Regions from separate parts of the Homo sapiens genome. Here region 1 is linked to region 2. The links are chromatin contacts, found by Hi-C in ENCODE. All regions are on one chromosome and are shown on one strand. Each heading gives the region's core, a stretch centred on a gene start or an enhancer-like site at or near the end of the contact. The rest is flanking DNA. Distances are from core to core; before and after follow the strand shown.

Region 1 (4,497 bases), core at 1,635-4,134, 200 kb after region 2:
AGTGAGGCAATGCCTTGCCCTGCTTCGGCTCACGCACGGTGCACTACACCCACTGTCTTGCACCCACTGTCTGGCACTCCCTAGTGAGATGAACCCAGTACCTTAGACAGAAATGCAGAAATCACCCGTCTTCTGCGTCGCTCACGCTGGGAGCTTTAGACCAGAGCTATTCCTATTCAGCCATCTTGGCTGCCCTCCCTCCTGTTTCCAGCTTTTGAAAGGTGTGTCAGTCCTGCTACTACAGACTGTGCTGGGAGCCCAAGTTCATTCGCGTGTGTTTCTGTTAGGCCAGCAGAGCATGATGTGCACTCAGGTGACTGATGCCTTTCCCTTAAACACATTGAGGAACCAGATCTATGGAATGTCCTAGAACAAATGGGTAAAGCCCTTCCCTTTTTGGCAACCTAAGATGAAATGTTTTGTATAAACATGTGTTGGAATGGACTACCTGACATGCATGGTTTTCTGAAGGATTCAGCCTGGAAATAATTAAGCAGTATGGTGCTCATTAAGAAGCATATATTTTAGTTAAGACAAGATTGAGAAGCATGGAAATACATTTTGTGACATTACAATTCTTTATCTCTTAATTCCATTTCTCCTTGCTTTGAATATTTTTTCAGCAACATGGTAGAATGAACTCAAAATCCCAGGAAACCAAACTTGCTGTTTTTACCACTTATTGTGATGGCAGTAGACAATGAAGATCAATAATTCCTCCCTGTGATAGTTTTCTATACATCTTTGCTGGTTGGGAAAAGGGGGCCATCTGGATTGCTGAATTCATTAATTTATTCATTCATTTATTCATTCCTCTTTCATTCAACAAATAATTTATAGAGCACATCCTTTGTTCTAGGCATAGTGCTAATTAGTATTACTATGGCCACAGCTTACACAGTCCTTATATACATCAGGTACTATTCTAGTTCTCTGCCTGGATTAACTCATTTAATCTTTATCCTATAAGTTCTTGTTTTATTCCATATTACAGAATAAAATATACATGGACAAATACAGCCTCTGACCTCAGAGTATGTACAGATTGACAGGGAAGACAGCCACTGAACAATCGATTACAGAAGTACACGTCTGTATTACTGAGAAAGCACATACCAGGAAGCCAACCTCCGGTTAAGACCAGGAAAATCCCAAAAGCGGGGGTGAAGGTAGAAATGTGGCTAGAAGGAATATTACAAGCAGAGAGAATCAATGGCATGAATAGCTTTCCAGGCCTTTGTGGTGGAAGGAGCATTTTAGGAAGTACAAAAGCCAGGTGTGGTTAGGATCTGGGGAGTGAAAGGCTGGGACGACAGGTTGATTGACATGGGAAGAAGGGATTGACAGAGGACACTAAGACTGCATGACAAGTTAGGAGGCCATAGCAGAAGTCCAGGCCAAAGGACAGGGATGATGAGAGAGAGGCAGGGGCATCAGAAGCATTTATGAGGTCGAGTGGACAGGGATCTGGGGCAGATTGGATGCTGGGGGTAAGGGTGAGGATTGGCCCCCTGGTGTCTGGGTGGCTGGTGAGGCTTTTCATGGAGACAAGAACCGTGAGTGCCTTCCCTGGCCCCACAATTTCCCCAATTGACATTGTTGGCTATAGAGAGCATGGGATTGGCATCTCTGCTGAAATAAAATCGGTACTCATGTTAGAACCTCATGGCTTATGATAGAGGAGGAGCTCTGTTTACTGGCCTTTTCCAAAGGCACACACTATTGTACCCATGCAGAAATGGCCTCAGATATCACTGCCCAGCCCCTTGTTGTGTGCCAGGCCTTTTCTATTTCTATGTCTTCTTGCCCACACCATCTCCCTTCTCATAATTCTTCTTCCCCACAGCATCTTATAATCACTCTCCTTCCTTATAATTATAGTCAAGAGTTTCAGTAACTCTTTTCCTCCCTTGATATTGCTATTGAGACAGACTAGAGTTTTGTTTGGAGAATGAATAAAGTTTACTTGAATAGAAAATCATTGAAAAAAGAATGGAAATTTTTTGTAAGGTCCAAATACAAATGAGGTTAAAGTTTTGAAGAAGAGACTTCTATCTGAAAGGGTTTTTGAGTTGTTTTCACTGTTATTGGATATAGTTCTACCAATAACTTTAAGCAGAGGTAGGCTCACAAATGGAATGATAATGATCTCACCATTTGGGGGAGGGATTGATTGGGGATTGATGTGTTTTTTTTTGGCAAAACTACAAATAGGATGAAAATTGTTGTGGATGAATCAAGGCGGCAAAGCAACAGGTAATGGGATAGTTCATTACAATATTTAAGATTCTAGGAGCTGATCAGGCTTTTATTATTCCATTATTTTATATACAAGAGGCTTGTATAAACTAAACCAAATACAAAAAAATTAATAAGTATGTTGTTTTGAAAGAATTTCTGCCTTATGTCAGTGTTAACAGTTTCTATTAACTGTCCCTAGGGCTGCTTCTAATGCAGAAAGTAAGTAAATCTGACCATCTCTGAAACTGCTGTGAAACTGTCTCCCCTTTGACAACCCTCTCTCATTTCCCATTCACCTCCACTTTACCAATTTATGCTGAAAATAACTCCCTTCAGATTAGAAAATGAAACCGAATTCATGGTTCCCTAGAGAGCCCTGCAGAGTCATTGCGCAAGCAGCCTGACATGGCCAAGGAAGGTTAGGGGCTTTGGGGCTTTTTGTTGTTGTTTTGGAGTTTAAATGTCTGTTTTGGTTTCATTGAAATAATGAGAGAGATTGTTCCGCTCCGTAGTTTGGAAAGAGTTGTATTGTTCACTTTAAAATAGGAGGCATTTTAAGGTTGGAGTTTTTTAAAAATTTCTTTCTGTTTTAGTTTTCTGACTGCCTATTCTAAATAGTCACCTGGAACCAGTCAGTGTTCTGAGAGCCCTGATGACTCACCACCTCCTTTAACTCTTTGAGATACCAACAGAACCCACTCATCACAGATGATGCCATTGGCATTTTAAAAGGTGAAATGAAAGCCAAAGCTGTAGCCTGGAGGCTCCAGACCCTTATCTCCTCCTCAATGAGAATTTGTTGAGTCCCTGCTGTGTATATAGAAAGGCCCAGGGTACCAGGGTACATGCTGTAGGCAATGCCAAGGTGAACGGAGAATGGGTCTCTGGTTTGGGGAGCTTACATTTAAACAGTGGAGGCTGGCTTTGTACCCAAAGAGCAGAGACTGAAATAACAAGTGCTCTAAGCAGGAATTGGAAGAAATACTCTGTGAATTCAAAGGAGAAGGAGAGGATTTAATAAGTAGGTTGAGAAAAGCATTACAGAGCAGGTGACATGAAAGTTAAATCTCAAAGGATGGGCAGAATTTGGACATTCAAAGATGGAAGAAAGAACATCTCAGTCTTAAAGAATAATGTGAACATTTATATGTCTTCTTAAGAGGAATGTCTATCAGGTCACCCTTTTTTTTTTGAGACGGAGTCTCGCTCTGTCGCCCAGGCTGGAGTGCAGTGGCATGATCTTGGCTCACTGCAAGCTCCGCCTCCTGGGTTCATGCCATTCTCCTGCCTCACCCTCCCAAGTAGCTGGGACTACAGGCGCCCACCACCACGCCTGGCTAATTTTTTGTATTTTTTAGTAGAGACGGGGTTTCACTGTGTTAACCAGAATAGTCTCAATCTCTTGACCTTGTGATCTGCCCACCTTGGCCTCCTAAAGTGCTGGGATTACAGGCATGAGCCACTGCGCCTGGCCAGGTCACCCATTTTTAAATTGAATTATTGGTTTTCTTTCTGTAGAGTTATTGGATTTTCTTATAAATATCTTATCTATTTCAGATATGAATCCCTGATCAGCTGTATGGCTTACAATATTTTCTCCCAATTCATAGGTTGCCTCTGCTCTCTGTTGTTTACATTGTTCTGCAGAAGCTTTTTATTTTTATGTAACCCCATTTGTCTAATTTTGCCTTTGTTGCCTACACTTTCTGGGTCAAATCTAAAAAATTATTGCCCAGATCAGTGTCATGTAGTTTTTTCCCCCATCTTTTCTTCTAGTAATTTTTCAGTTTCAGATAAGTTTAACTCTTTAGTCCATTTTGAGTTGATTTCTGAATATGGTGTGAGATAAGCATCCGGTTTTGTTCTTCTGCATATAAATAGTTGTCCCAACACCACTTATTGAAGAGTCTCTTTTTCTCCTTGTGTATTCTTGGCATCTTTGTCAAAAATCAGTTGAGTCTACATGTGTGGTTCATTTCTGAGCTCTCTATTCTGTTCCATTGGTCGATGAGTCTATTTGTATGCTAGGACCATGCTGTTTGTTCTTTTTACTCATGATAGCTTTGGATATTCAGGGGTTTTTGTGGTTCCATATGAAATTTAGAATTTGTTTTTTCTATTGCAATGAAAAATGATTTTGGAATTCTGATAGGGAATACATTGAATCTATAGATCACTTTAGTAACATGGACATTTTAACAATATTAATTCTTCCAGTCTATGAACAGATACATGAAAAAATGTTCAATATCACCA
Region 2 (4,760 bases), core at 2,098-4,597:
CCACCATAACTTACTCCTAAACCTTATCCAGTTACTTCTGAAGTCCCACAAGCAATTGAAATTTAACATGTCCCCAACTCCTTATTTCCTCCTTTTTCCCACTCCCATCTATTTTGCTTGTCCAGGTGAATACCTGCACCCAATCTTGAGTCATCTCTTCCTTGCTAGGTGAAAAAGCCCCAAAGTCTATATAATAAATACCTGGTTCTCTCTTCTTCTCAATTCCTGATATTGCAGCACCTGTTCATACTCAATCTTCTTCTTTTTTTTTTCTTTTCTTATTGTGGTACAGTTTATATACAGTATAATTCACTCTTTTAAGTGTATAGATAGTTCTATGAGTTTTAACAAATGCATATACTTATGTTACCACAACCACAATCTAAATATGCAACAGTTCCATCACCCCCCAAAAAACTCTCCCATGTTCATCTGCAGTCAACCCCTTTTCCTACCCTCAGCACCTGGAAACCACTGATCTGTTTTCTATCCTTACAGTTTTTTTTTTTCTCGAATGTCATATATATATACAGATATAAATATAATTATATATGACATATAATATATAACATATATAACATATTATATATGATATATATAATTAGATATATATTATATATAATTCAATTATATATGGAATTATAAAGTACGCAGTGAGTCTGGTATCTTTCACTCATCATAATAAATGTGAGACTTAACCATGTTGTTGTAGGCATCTGTAATTCATTCCTTTTTACGGCATAGATATATCAGTTTGTTTATCTATTTACCAGCTGAAGAACATTTACTTTGTTTCCAGTTTTTGGCAATTGTGAATAAAGCCACTATACACATTCATGTTTAGGTTTCTATGTGAACATAGTTTTCATTTCATTTGGGTTAATAACTAAGAGTGGGATTGTTGTGTCATATGGTAAGTATGTGTATAACTTTATAAGAAATTACAAAACTATTTTACAAAGTGGCTGGTCCATCTTGTTTTCTCATCAGTGATGTTTGAGAGTTCTAGATGCTCTGCATCCATGTCGGCACTTAGTTTTGTCAGTTTTATTTTCTTATTTTTCGCCATTCTAAGAGATGTGTAGTGGTATCTCATTGTGGTTTTAATTTCATTTCATTAATGATTAATGATATTGAGCATATTTTTCATGTGCTTATTTGCCATCCATAGATCCTCTTTGGTGAAGCGTTTGTTCAAATCTTTGCACCCTCCCTTCACCTTAAACAAATGAATTGTTTGTTTTTCTATTATTAGGTTTTAACAGTTTGTATATATTCTGGATGCAAGTCCTTTATCAAGATACGTGTTTTGCAAAAGTTTTCTCCCAATCTGTAGTTAGTCTTTTTGTTTTCTTAAGTGTCTTTCAGCTGGGTGCAGTGGTTCATGGCTGTAATCCCTGCACTTTGGGAGGCTGAGGTGGGTGGATTGCTTGACCTCAGGAGTTCAAGACCAGCCTGGGCAAGATGATGAAATCCTGTCTCTGCAAAAAATACAAAAATTAGCTGAGTGTGATGGCACATGTCTATAAGCCCAGCTACTTGTGGGGCTGAGGCAGGAGAATCGCTTGAGCCCAGGAGGTTGAGGCTGCAGTGAGCCGTGTTCATGCCACTGCACTCCAGCCTGGGGTACAGAGCAAGACCTTGTCTCAAAAAAGAAAGAAAGAAAAAAGGGTGTCTTTAATAAACTTTTTGTTTTGTAAAAAATAATACAGAGAGAACTCGTATACCCATCTCCCAGTTTTCCCCAGTGGTAATGTTTTGCATAACTATAGTACAATATAAAAATCAGGGAATTGACATTGATACAATCCATCAATCTTATTCAATTTTATGTGACTTTTGCCAGTTTTACATGTGCTTATTTGAACATGTGTGTAATTTGTTCTATGCAATGCTATCACATGTGTAGATTTCTGTGATCACCATCACAGTCAAGATACAGAACAGCCCATCACAAGGATTTCTTTTATAACCATACCCTGCACACCTCCCTGGCAATAGTAATAGAACCATACGGTAGTTAGCTTTCGAGTCTGGCTTCTTTCATGAAACATAATTCCCCGAAAATTCAACCAATTTGTTACGTGTATCAACACTTCCTTCCTTCTTAATTGCTGAATGGTATTCCAGTTATTTTAAACTATCAGCTGAAGAACATCTGGGTTTTTTTTCCAGTTTGGGGCTATTACAAATAAAGGTGCTAAAACTATAAACACACATGCGCAGGTTTTTGTGTGAACACACGTTTTCATTCATCTGAGATAAATGCCCAAGAGTGCAATTGCTGTGTCTTAGAGTAGTTGCACCTTTAGTTTTGTAAGAAACTGTCAAACTATTTTCCAGAGTGGCTGTACCTTTATACAGTGTATGTTTTACATTATACATTCCTACCAGTAAAGTGCAACTGATTCAGTTTCTCCACATCTTTGCTAGCATCTGGTGTTGCCACTTTTTTTTTTTTTTTTTTTTTTTAAGCCATTCTGATAGATGAATAGTGATGCCTCATTGTGGTTTTAACTTATATTTCCCACGTGGATAATAATGTTGACTATCTTTTCATGTGCTAACAGTGTTTGAAGAGCTCATCCTTTCTTGCCGTGACCATTGTGTGGGAAACAGTCCCCTTCATCCAGTTTTATCCTTTTCCAAAACAGAGCTAGCCCCACTTCTAATTCCATCATGGCATAGTTTGTATTCCTTGGTTTTGATTTCCTGTTGAAAATCTGTCTCCTTGTCACTTGAGAGACCTTGTGAAGGAAAAAAAAAATCTGTCTCCTTCTTCAGACTGTGATCTCCAAGTGGGCTGGAGCAGTTCTGCAATCTTGGCTCACTACAGCTTCGACCTCCCGGGCTCAAGCGATCCTCCTGCCTCAACCTCCCGAGTAGCTGGGATACAGGCGCGCCACCACGCTTGGCTAACTTTTGTATTTTTTGTAGAGACGGAGTCTCACTATGCTGCCCAGGCTGGTCTCAAATTCCTGGGCTCTAAGCGATCCTACCACCTCGGCTTCCCAAAAACTGCTGGGATTACAAGCATGAGCCACCACGCCCGGCCCAGTGCTGTATTTTTTTTTAAAGGCAAGGGCATGGAGAATAAAATGGGTGAATGAGCGGGGCGGGGCAAGGCATGGTGGTTGTTCCCCTTTAACCACACGGTCCAGGCCGGGTCCGGCGCTAAACCCAGAGCCCAGACACTCGCTCATGCGCATGCGCAGCGCTCTCCTCTCCACCCCCGCCCTCCCCTCCCTAGCCCCGCCCCGTAGTGGCCTCCTTCCGGTCGCGACCAATTAGAGGGAGGAGGCGGGATCCTGGCTGCCAAGGTGCTCACTGGGTAGTGTCCCTAGCTACTGTTGCTAAGACTGTGGGTCGCCGGAGGTGGTGGGAGTTAGTTTTGGCAGCCCGGGCCTGAGAGAGGTCAAGGGTCATTGCAGAGCCAGGGAGGAGATGGTGAAGCAGACTATCCAGATATTCGCGAGGGTGAAGCCCCCTGTCCGGAAGCACCAACAAGGGGTACGGGCTGGAGCCTCCGGGGCGCCGGCGCGGCGGGGCCTCTTGGGCTGGGGTCGGGCGGCGGCACGCGAAGGGGCTGGGCGGAGGTGAGGGGCTTGCTGGTGGGCGCCGAGGCCGCCCGGAATCCCGCACACACTGACCGAGGAGCCCTGCAGCCGCGAAGACCCCCGCGCACTGCTGTCAGCTACGCGACCGACAGCCAGGCCACTCCTACCTGGCACAGCGCAGACCCGGCAGAGAGCCATTTTTTTTGCACCCAGGCACACGTGTTCACGCGGGGGCAGACTAGTGCATGTTCAGTATGCCTGTATAGTGTGCGCTTCAACTACACATAAGCACTTATTGCACCTTTCTGGGAAACTCACGCAGCACCGCACATGCAGATACACTCAAAGGTACATTTTGGCACTCGGGCAAAACGTGCAAGCAAGAGATGCGTGTTTATGTACCTCTGAAATAATACAAATATAGATAGACACAAATGCACAAAGCATACACATATGTAGTACTTTGCACCCAGTGGGGCCTCAGTAATTAGTTGACTGTTGTTATTCTCCAACATAAACGTGAACCTTTACATATACTCCTTGTATTAATAGATATAGGTAGATGCTTAAGCATCCTGACCCAAAGAATACGCATGTGTACTTCATTCAGAAACAATTAACTAAATATTTACCAGGTGCTTCCTCTAGTGTGCTAAATTCAGAAAGGTATAAAGAAGGTTAAGACATTGCCCTGACTCTGAGCAATGATACTTTGTATGCACCTTTTTTTTTTTTTTTTTTTTTTGAGACGGAGTCTCGCTCTGCCACCCAGACTGAAGTGCAGTGGCGCGATCTCGGCTCACTGCAAGCTCTGCCTCTTGGATTCACGCCATTCTCCTGCCTCAACCTCTCAAGTAGCTGGGACTACAGGTGCCCGCCACCACGCCCGGTTAATTTTTTGTGGTTTTAGAAGAGACCGGGTTTCACCCTGTTAGCTAGGATGGTCTCGATCTCCTCCTGATCTTGTGATCCGCCCGCCTCGGCCTCCCAAAGTGCTGGGATTACAGGCGTGAGCCACCGCGCCCAGCACTTTTTATGCTTCTTAAATATTTCAAAACATCCTCTCTTCTGCCTAGAAGGGAGCATAGTCATTCTTATGTATCTTGAGAAATGGCCACCTGACAGGTGCTTTATCTGCATTATCTCTCATTCTCACAAGAACCCTGCAAGGTTGGTGTCATTTTCCGCATTTTACAGATTAGG

What was found. A loop is a pair of places that touch in the nucleus more often than their neighbours do. Pooled maps may share reads with other maps.
Region 1: a pooled map shows a loop between it and region 2 (12-fold over the local background). The contact joins the enhancer-like site here to the promoter of KIF6 in region 2. A Hi-C loop is called at or near these places in 7 of 37 single-sample maps with no recorded cell type and 5 of 50 pooled maps.

Annotation. Positions count from the first base shown.
Region 1 is chr6:39,528,723-39,533,219 of GRCh38, reverse strand. The region is part of intron 13 of KIF6 (kinesin family member 6); the gene reads left to right. Among named protein-coding and RNA genes, the nearest start is that of KIF6, 190 kb to the left of the region's middle. RefSeq lists a silencer at 1-125 and enhancers at 2,434-2,513, 2,534-2,593, 2,704-2,843. Within about 2 kb of position 2,884, at least 3 of the 41 ENCODE cell types and tissues checked have a DNase peak (open chromatin) inside an H3K27ac peak, as active enhancers do.
Region 2 is chr6:39,723,995-39,728,754 of GRCh38, reverse strand. It overlaps KIF6 (kinesin family member 6), which reads left to right and starts at 3,347. Exons shown (of 23, transcript NM_145027.6): 1 at 3,347-3,510. The coding sequence starts at 3,445. RefSeq lists silencers at 3,107-3,306, 3,013-3,344, 3,557-3,626.